2 separate regions of the Homo sapiens genome follow, and region 2 is linked to region 1. The links are chromatin loops, found by intact Hi-C in ENCODE. Cell type or tissue: heart right ventricle. All regions are shown on one strand. Each heading gives the region's core, and the rest is flanking DNA. Links, peaks and the distances in the headings are about the cores only. Region 1 overlaps NEGR1 (neuronal growth regulator 1). Region 2 overlaps NEGR1 (neuronal growth regulator 1).

Region 1 (5,395 bases), core at 63-5,062:
TTGACAAACTAGAGCACAGATTAGGAAAGTTACTCAGTGTAAAACTACAGTTCAAGCAAGATTTGGATCAAATAAGTTGTCTGTAAATTATGGTACCTTATCTTCAAAGTTTTATAAATTGAATAATTTGTACTTCCTAAAACTGGAGTAGATATCTAGTCAATTATTTTTCTGTAGTTAAAAATGGGTATACTGTTAGAATATGCATTTTATCTTCTGTTTGCTGCTCTAGGTATGACGAGATGCATCTCACTTTTACATAAAATCAAAATTCAGTTCACTCTGTGAACTTTTTACAAACCAGTTTGAGCAGAACACTCATTAAGGGTAATGGAAATTGAACATATACAGACACTGTTACACCACAACAAAATTTAAATCTCTAATGTATAGGATATTACCAAACATGAAAGATTCATGAGCTGAGTTGGAATCTTAAAATTAAAAGGTATATAATTTGGTTTACAAATCAAATCGATCTTTTCCATGTTTATAGTACTTGCTATTTTGTCACCAAATGTTGCTACAACTAGAAAGGTAGATCTTTACCTCTTTAACCACATGCAATACACCTAACATGAAATAAATGTAAGGTACATTTATGCAGATGGATCATACTAGGAACTTATGGCAAAAATTTTATGGCAAAAAAAATGAATGGGCACTGGGAGAACCTAAAACATACACTTTCCTGCTCTGGAAATATTTCATTAGCATTCTGTCTGGCTTTTACATTTCTCAGACCTTCTCTTTCAATCTTTAGTTACCAAATTTTTGACTCGGTCAGTGTCTTTGTCTGATAGGAGCGCCATAACAAAATGCCACAGACTGGGTGTCTTAAACAGCATGACTTTATTTTCTCGTAGTTCTGGAGGCTGGTGGTCTAAGATCAAGGTGCCGGCAGTGGTGGTTTCTCCGGAGGCCTCTTCCTAGCTTGTAGACGGCTGTATTCCCATTATGTCCTCACAGGGCCTTTTCTCTGTGCATGTGCATTCCTGGTGTTTCTCTGTCTTCGTGTAAGGACACCAGGCACACTGGATTACAGCCCAAGCTTATGACCTCATTTAACCTTAATTACCTCCTTAAGGAATCTATCTCCAAATAAAGTCACATTGAGGGTCACGGCTTCCACATTTTTCAGAAGGACACAAATCAGTTCATAACAGTTAATCATTATTTATTATTTCTCTTGTTACTATAAAAGTTAAAATGTGGTCTTAATTTCAGGCCTCTAGAAGTAGGAGACTAATTCTGTATATTTAGACTTTATTTTACACAATTATGATGTTCTCAGAAAATGTGTAAGTTGAAGTGAATGTTAATGAGTAGTGTAGCTTTGTTAAATCCATGGATCTAGGCCACGCTGCCTGGATTTGTATCCCAGCTCCACCACTTATCGGCTGAGAGATCATGGGAAACTAACTCAACCTTCCGATGCCTCAGTCTTCTTATGTGTATAATTGGTATAAATATCTTTAAATGCAATTCATGACATATTGGAAAAACCCCTGGCAACTAGTAAATGCCTTGTAAGTTATTAACTACTTTTATTATTGAGTCTATATTTCTATATATTCTGAGTATTGATAGTTGTACTTGGATTGCTTTCTAAAGGGAAGGGGAATTCTTAAAATTAGTGTTTTTAATTGCAAGTTGGTTAAATGTATGGACTCTTTTCTCAGGCTTTCTTGGTTTGTGTATTTGGCTATATCTCTTCCTGGCTTAATGCCCAATAACACATCATTTAATAACCTCTGGTAGCCTAATTTTGCTTATGGGCAAAATTAGAATTAAAAGCAGGGTCTCATAGTGGTGCTGTGAGCATTATATGCAGTAATGTAAATGAAGCTCTTAGAGCATTGATTAATGCAAAATAAGAATTCTTACCCTTGCTATTTTTAGGTATATAAATGTTAATATGATGATGACCAACCTTCAATTTAACTTTTTTCTAAAGGTACACTTCATACTTAATTTTATTTTGTTTGAAGTCAGTCAACCTTAACAGAACAGTGGGGCAAACTTGTCCCAATTACCATTGCTGGAGTTCAAGTCCTTTCTCCTACTTTTCCACACAGCTCTTAGTAGACATGTGGAGAAGGTGCTCTGTTCCCAGAGAAGCCTTGGCAGATTGATTTTATTTGTTTGTTTGTTTGTCTATTTCAAATTTGGGCAGACAGTTAGCAATGTCAGTTTCACATCTAAATCTGTGAGGGAGAAATGGATCAGTAGCTACCATATTGTGACAAAACAAATCAAAGTTACCCCATTTAGGACCTGACAGTAAATTATGAGGGCAGTAGAGGAAGGATTTCTAAGAATACATAAATTTTAAGAAGAAATTGGGAGATTCAAAAGCAGGTAGATAGACTTGAAGTTAAACATCTTGTAATTTATCCTTAGAAAGTAATAATACAGTGTGCAAAATATACATATGAATAAAGATGTCCAGTAAAAAAATGAAAAGTTGTTTATGGCCTTGTATGATTACACTTATTTGTATTTTTACTTTTACTATGTATGTGTATGAAAAAGTATACCTTTATATATATCCACACCCTTACATATCAAAATAAGAGTTGTTTTCTTGGAATACTTGAAATTTGTTTTACTCAGGAATATTTGATATTTGAATTACAGTTAGATGTGAAAATAATAATAATAAAACAGAACTGGAGTTAACAGTAATTTATAATTGAGACACTGCAACTAAATGTCATGACCCTAGGCCAAGTCACATACACTGTGTTTCTTAAGTTTCCTCATTTAATAAAATAAACCAAAAAATGAAAGTACTTCCTCTATCTCAAGGTTTGCTGTAGGAATCATATGAGATGAAAAATATAAAAACACTTTGCCATGCTGAAAGAACAATTTAAATGTCAGGTATCAAGGTTGGTAGCAATAAGTAAAATAATAATAATGATTCTCATTCTAGATGATTAATGGTTGCAGTGTACATTTTGCTTTTCTGTAGAGCATATCCTTTTGAAACATAAAAAGTCCATTCTGGGAAGAAATTTAAACTAAATGCTTCATAAACTGACAACAAGGACTGTATTTGGACACACTGTTGAAAGAATAGGGCCAGCATAGTGAAAGCCGTTGGTGCTCAGGGCCACTGTGTTCTGATTTGATCCCAGCGGCTGAACCACAGAAGCTTTTGCACAGACACTATCAACATATTGCTTGTTCAGTCAGAATTTATCTTGTTTCAGTTATTGGTGCACTAACAAAGCTGCAGAGGTAAAGGATCCTCAGCTCCTCTACATGCCTGGGGAGAGGATTAGAGGCTTTCTTTTCTTTAGGTAACTGTGTCTGGTTTCAGTATTTGGAGGGCTTATTTTTAATAACTGAAGAGAAAAAGACGAAGTAAAAATGTTCCTTCTGGGAGACTGGAAAGGCAATATGATTTGTGATAAAGGCTCCTTTTTTCTACAAAATAAATGACACAGACCTAATTACCCATCACTTCTCTGCATCCGACTTAAAAGCCCCATTCTTCTGGCCAGTATGATTCTGAGTAAAACAAATGCAAGAAGAAAGTTTTTTTTTTCCTTTTTTTAATAACTTTTACAAATTTCTTTTTGTTCTAATATAGAATAATTTATAAAATGCATCCCTTCAATTGTTTCTTAAACTGAAATTGAAACTGTAAGCCATCCCATCACTGAGCATTATTTTACGGGATGGAAGCTGTCAAAAACTACTTTAAAGCTAACACTTGGCCGACTACATCTTACAGGGGGGTTCTCTGAGTATTAAGTCTTAGAGGAAGCACATAGCCATTGTGATCAAGCACTACAATCTTGGCTTTGTAGCTTGTTACAGCATTGAGGGCTTAATAGTCATGATTAAAAATGTGTATAGTGTATGACTCTCTGGATTCTACTTTTAGGATGGCATGTGAGATAGTTTTGTGACCTGCTAAAAATTTTAATCTTCATATTTAAGTCCACCTGGTCACAAATCATAGAAAACACACCCTAGATGCACAGTGTACTGGAAATAAAAGTGACTTTAGAACAAGTGAGATTCAGGTTCACATTCTGGCAGAGCTAGAATAAGTGACTCATTCTAAAGTCACTGTTATTTCCAGTACACTGTGCATAACTATAGGTGAGTGCAAAAGTAATTGCTGTTTTTGCCGTTACAATGGCAAAAACGCAATTACTTGTGCACCGACCTAATAGGTGTGACTTCACTTTTATTTCCATTACGCCGTACATAACTATAAGTTGGTACACAAGTAATTGTGGTTTTTGCCATTACTTCCAATGGCAAAACCCACCATTTTTCACCAACCTAATAGGTGTGACCTAAGGCAAGTCAATTATATTATCTGAACCCAAGTCCTCATCTTACCTTGCAAGGAAATTTAGAGGATTAGAAAACACATGTGTAAAACAGTGTTTACAAGCTCAGTGCAATGATAGATTATCCAGGAAAAATATTTAATTTCAAAATATATAAATTGATCTTATAAAATGATTTTTACTGCTACAGTTTCAGAAATAAACTGGGACTGAACAGATTTTTTTTCAAAATAAATACTATATCATAATCTATTCGAGACTTCTAAAATCAACGCTTCTTTAAAAATGCAACATATAGAAAGAACTTCCTTCTTTTCCTTTCCTCCCACTAGTTTTAGTGCCATTGATTTATGAAGATTCACTCAATTTATGTACTAACATGTTACCTTCTGAACAGAGAAGACTGAAGCTGAAAAACTCCTTCTGAAAGTGGCTATCCATTTCTTAATTGGTTAATAATGCCATGTGGGCAGTCCCTGGTTTCCTTTGCAAGACAAGCTATCTTGGGAAACACCCACTTCATATTTCACAGGCACAGATCACCACAATCAGCTCAGTCAACAAGTTAGCTCCTGCCCCAGATGCTGGAGTACCAGCTAGTCTGTACTTTCCTTAGATTAGAAAGCTATATGCAAGCAAGAGGCTACTAAACCATGCACAGAGCCCTCAGACTATAGGAAGATACACATGTATTTTGGGAATTCATCATTTTGGTCACCAAGCAGTATATGTATGTCCTCAAAGTTCTTTTTAACCACTTTATTTCATGCTCTAGTTATGTTTATTGAACTCATCGTGCTTCTTCACACTATTCTAGGTGATGGGCATTTAAAGATGAACAAGAAGTCTTTTTCCTCTTCAAAGAGAGATAGATATAAATGCATGTAGTACAAGATATAGCACCTAAGGAATATTGCTAATATTGTGTGTGGTAGGCACCCTTATAAAAGTACATAGTAAATATTATGGCATCTTAGAATGAGGAGTGATTAATTCTGCCTGGAGGATTCTGGAAGGCTTCAAAGAATGGGTGATATTGGAAGGAAGCTTACCAATTGAAGAAAGGTGCTTAGAAACTG
Region 2 (5,395 bases), core at 137-5,136, 50 kb before region 1:
TCTCATTCTAGATGTTTTATATGTGCCTAGAATGCTGGCAGATTAAAGCACAGAAATTGGTGTGAGTGTTGCTAAATTCTGGTTTACCTTATAGCTGTATTCTCAAACAGACAATTCACTGCTGTGTTCAGAACACTGCTGGTATGAATAATAGAGGAACTAATGCAGCCAGTGAGGCTTGTGCTTAAGGATCACTGAGGACAAACAAACAAACAAACAAACAAAAATGCATAAACATCTCTAGTTTAAATAAAAGTAACAGATTTAATTAGACAAATAACTAAGACCATAAATAATATATTGCGGGAGTGTGCATTAAAGTATATGAGAAGAATGGACCATTGTTGCTCCACTGTATTTTAACATGTATTAGTAAAACTCATCAATTAGATATGATAGAGATGAAGCCAAGAAAACAGAGGGAAGAACTAGATTAAGCTTAAAATGGCTTGCAGTGCCATCACTTTTTTCTGAGCCAAAGCTCACAGAAAACTACTTAAACTTTCATTTGAGCTTTTAGATCAGCAATAATAAGCTCAGATAAGACACATTCTCAGAGGTGTGTGGCACTAAGCTATTAATGAACTATTTTGATGTCATATAATAAAACATTTCAATTAATATTCTTGTTATCAAAATCAGTGAAAAACCTATAAAAATTCATATAGATGTGAATATTGGAGGGCATTTTAGTGTTAGCAAATTGTTTCTAAAGAAATAGATGAAAATAAATAATGTAAACACTTTTACAGACTATTTCATTTGAAATAAAACTTTAAGTGTTAAATGCTACTTATTTATATAATAGAAATGTGTTTTTAAGTTTTAAGTTACCTGTAAGTCAGAATAAATATTACACATAAAGCAAATTAAAACTACTTTTTAAGGGGGAGAGGGTGGAAATCATACTGGGATATTTTATTTTCATGAAGTAGGGATTAAATTAACTGTAATTAACTTAAAACCACGACTATTTTCATTCAACTAATTGATTATCTTCTATAGATAGAACAATGCACTAATGATTAGTTCAATCATGAAGTCCGCATATGACTAAGGAAATCCAGAGTGCTAAATGTAAGTTTGCAGATTGGGTGTTACTGTTCACAATTCAAAGGGATCTCTGCTTCACAAAGCAATTCTTTTAAAATGCCATCTCTAATGCATTTGCTACTTTACAGATCATAGTTACTTTTCAAGGAGATTGAATGGATTCATTTTAACTTAAAGTTTATGGCTTAACTTTCTAAGTATCTTTTAATATGCACAAAGTTAAAAAGATTTAAGTACAGAATGCTAGTATATAAAAAGTAAAAGTCTTATATCATGACTCAACTGATTGTACTCCCCAGAGTGGAACTTTTACTGTATCTCTTTTAAGAATGAAAATCTCTGTTGTCCTTCTATTGAACCTCCACACTGATAATAATACAGTAATGCTGTCTAGGGTGATCTCCTTGCTGACATAATATTCACCTTTTGTTTTAAAGAGGCTAATTAACATTTGCATAAATGTTTTAAATTTAGGCTACACATAAAAGTACACCTAATGTTGAAATGTGACCCAGATACTCTTAAGTCAACTCCTATTTCTGGTTCAACCCAAATTGCTTTCTTCATTTCATGGGCCTACATTAAAGTTATCAGAAGTGCTTTGGCACCCACCCCACCATAAGGATGGCACCACAGAAGAGGTAAGATAAAAGACTTAACACCCTCAACACTCATACTCCAAATTTGAAATTCCCTTCCCTTTAATGGGTGTCCCATGCTTGATTTTAGGTTAGTCAGTGTATTGTCACCAGGGTACTTCCCGTATACCCACTAAATACCTGGAGAGCTCTCCAGCCAAGTCAATTAAAAACACGACCTTTCCCCACTTTTCCATACACACTTTAAAGGTATAGCTCCCATTTCAGACTCTTTTGTCAGGCTCAAAGTACTCATGTCTGTTCTGTCCAGCAGCTAATGCTAATATCAGATTTTCTGGCATAAGTAATGTCTTCTGAATCACTGGCACTAGTGTTCCAATGGCCTTAACAAGATTACAGAGCCCCATTGCTGAGGCCAGGCTGAAACGCTGAATAGGACTTTCTACACAATTGTAGGGATTAAAAAGAGAGATATAACACTAATAAACTTAAAACTTGCTATTGAACACCAGTATAAAAGCTAATGCCAGCCACATTTTCTTAGATCTGTTCAGAATGCCTCCATGCCTAACTTTTGGTCTGGTTTATAGATCTGGAGAAATAGGTTTCTCAACCCAGTGCATTATGACATTATTTTATATGCTAAATGAAAAAATATATATATAAAAGACCACAATTAACGCATTTTTCACAGCTTCTTAGGCACTTGCATTCCTGAGAATATTCTTTGCCTCACACTGACATAAATAAAAGGCTTACTCAGGAAGTTTAACAGAGCAAAACTCTGAACCAAAGTTTCAGTATCTATCTTTCCCAAAACAAAATCAGCTTCCAGGTTTAGAAAGCCAGATTTTTCAAGATTCAATGGATCCCATTTTGACATAAAAAGCAATAGTGACAAATATAACACGGTGTCTTGTTACAATACTCAACTTTGTTCAAAAAGACAAACTTTTTATGAGTACACTAACTTCTTTTTACTTTCAATTAATTGCAAGTTCAGTAAAATAAAGCATAACTCCTATGTGAGCAGTTTGCTCCAAAGGAATGTGTGCTTTGTTCTTGAGGATGGAAGGAAATGGAATCAATTAGATAAAAGGGTGCTCTCAAATCTGTCTTGCTTTCTTTAAAACCAAAAATAAATAGGGTTTCCGGAATGTGTTCCAACACCATTTGAAATATTACAAGGAAGTGAAAAGCTTCTTCCAAGCAAAGCATCTATTTTTGCTTATGTAGTTATTTCAAGTCCTAATTTTAATTCTCAGTGTATGGGTCAGATTTCTTCAGAGAAACAGAAACAAATATCTTTATCTCTCAGATAGATAGATGACAAAAAGTAAGAGAAACGGAGCTCTATCTAGATCTATTATCTATCTATCTATTTATCTATCTGTCATTATCATCTATCCTATCTATCAAATGAGAGAGATAACGATTTATTTTAAGGAATTGGCTCATGTGATTGTGGAGGCTTGGTCAGTCCAATATCTACAGGATAGGCAATTTGAGTCCAAAGGTGGTCTACTGGCAGAATTTCTTCTTGCTTGGGCTGGGCAGAGGTGTGGGGTGATGGGGAGGGAGATCAGTCTTTGTTCTATTAAGGCCTTTAACCCATTGAATGAGGTTGACCATATTATGGAGGGTAATATGCTTTACTTAAAGTCTCCTGATTTAAATGTTAATCTCATCTAAAAAAAAATACCCTCAGAGAAACATCCAATATCACGTTTGACCAAATATACAGGTACCATAGCCCGGCTAAGTTAACACATACAATTAACCATCACACTCAATACGTTGATCAATTTTGAAAACACTCAAGTACCTGTATTTCAAATTTGTAAGCTATATGGTTTTATGATTAGTAGATGATAACATAACATTACACAAGTGTTTATACATAGAAAAGTAGAGGATGTGGTTTCAATAGGCTCTATGGCAAAAGTATAAGAAACAGCAACAGTGCCCTGATTGATAAAGCAGTCTGTGTGATGCTGTCACGTCACACACAAGAGTTAAATTAAGTCCTAAGTGTTGTGTTAGGTGGCAATAACTGAGAAACTGACAGCCTGACAGTATTTGTAGAAAATGAAGTCACCTAACTGTTAGGACAAATTCTACAGAAAATCCAGGATTAAGGAGAGAAAGATCACAGTTTGAATCTGCTTAGAAAGAGTAATTTGAAATACTGTACTAAAGTAGGTACAATTCCTCAGCCTTACCCATCCTTCACCACACTTTCCTTGTGCTCTTATCTGCTTTTCTATTTACTTTCCATTTTCCTCTTCCTGACAGTGCTTCTGATATTCTTCCTTTTCTAAACACACACACACACATACACACAAACACATATTTCTAAACATATATATTTCTAAGTGTATTTATATTTCTAAATATATATATTTTTTTTCTAAACACATATTTTTTTTTTGTATAAAAGCTTACTCACTTCTAACTGCCATTCTCCAAGGATAACAGCTATAATACAATCTCAGGTGTGCAATAAATACACTTTCTTTACTTTCTCTACTGTATTTGCTTTTCTGATTTTGAGTCTCCATTCACCTGGGTTGTCAATAAAGCCAGTTTTTCTTCTGGCTTTCCCCAACTCCAAAGCTGATTCACAGTTTTAGAGTCTCATGTAGCACCAAGACTTAGGCCTTTGGTCCACATAGCTTGCTAGTCCGTTCATAAATTCATAATACTGGTCATCATGAAAAACCCTTGGGTCTAGTGCTCACTGTGCTTCTATGTGTCAGGTTGGACTCTTAACTCTGTACCTATCTTGAGTATGCAATACTGATTTCTCAGGTTGCTGGAGAATAAATAAATTTAAATCCAAAACACTAAATTGTGGAAGTCGGAGACTTCTTGCCAAAAAGAAGTAGTAAAAAAATAGCTGACAGGTGAACATGGAGGTGGTGTTAAAAAGGAGGAATTTGAGGGGAAGGAAAAATAAAAAGCAATGCTTGAAAAAAGTCGGGGAAAAGATTTTGCAAAACACCAAATTCCTCCCCCAAAACCCATGTCAGGGGAGCGCCCAGAGAAGCACAACCTGTACTATGGCCAATGGCAGTAGTGAGGGAGGTGGAGTGGAGAAAGGATGATGATTTTTAATAGAAACATTGTTGAAGCCTACTGGTAACCTTCAGATCACTCTTTCTTCATTTTTTTTTCTTTCCCCCTCCCTCCAGTCTAGGGAAATTATCTTTTTAGTCTGCAAAAAGTATTTCCTTTAGGGCTTGTGACCAAGATCCATGGTTTATTGAATCAGTCAACATAGATTTGGCTATCTGCTTCAATACAAGGAGGAAGAAACCTAACAATCACAAATGTATCATAATATTAGTCAAGCCATACAAATAATACATTGTTTCAGAACAATTTGAGATCAGAAAACATGGTGGGAAGAAGAAAAAGTAGGATATTATAAAATAAAATGTGAAAACAATGGATATATTATGGAAAAAATAAATTTTGGAAAAAATGAAATAAGTTATAATGAAGAATAGTATAAACGAAGAACTCTGATTATTACTACTTTACATTTTCAGATAATTATGTAGAGAAAAATAAGCCAAAGGGGTAGATTTTTTTTTTAAACGTAAAAGTGTACAACTCTGAGCCATCAATATTCTAAATTAAAAAAAAAAAGTGAAGAAAATTAGGTCTATTTTGCTAATGCTTACGTTGGAGAATGAAAATGGAGAAATTAAATAGGTTTCTTTATGTTATGAATAGAC

What was found. Hi-C counts contacts between places; a loop is a spot of excess contacts. Peaks named below come from ENCODE experiments on the same cell type or tissue, not always from the same donor. Only the 100,000 strongest peaks of a DNase experiment are listed, where the experiment ranks them.
Region 2: a loop joins it to region 1, with 2.0 times the contacts of the local background. A loop is called at or near these places in 1 of 110 quality-filtered maps.

The regions. Positions count from the first base shown.
Region 1 is chr1:72,062,235-72,067,629 of GRCh38, reverse strand. The region is part of intron 1 of NEGR1 (neuronal growth regulator 1); the gene reads left to right. Among named protein-coding and RNA genes, the nearest start is that of NEGR1, 220 kb to the left of the region's middle. In heart right ventricle, for the core only: no CTCF peak of the experiment used is centred there; no DNase peak of the experiment used is centred there; H3K4me3 peaks cover 609 bases.
Region 2 is chr1:72,112,124-72,117,518 of GRCh38, reverse strand. The region is part of intron 1 of NEGR1 (neuronal growth regulator 1); the gene reads left to right. Among named protein-coding and RNA genes, the nearest start is that of NEGR1, 170 kb to the left of the region's middle. In heart right ventricle, for the core only: no CTCF peak of the experiment used is centred there; no DNase peak of the experiment used is centred there; H3K27ac peaks cover 1,375 bases.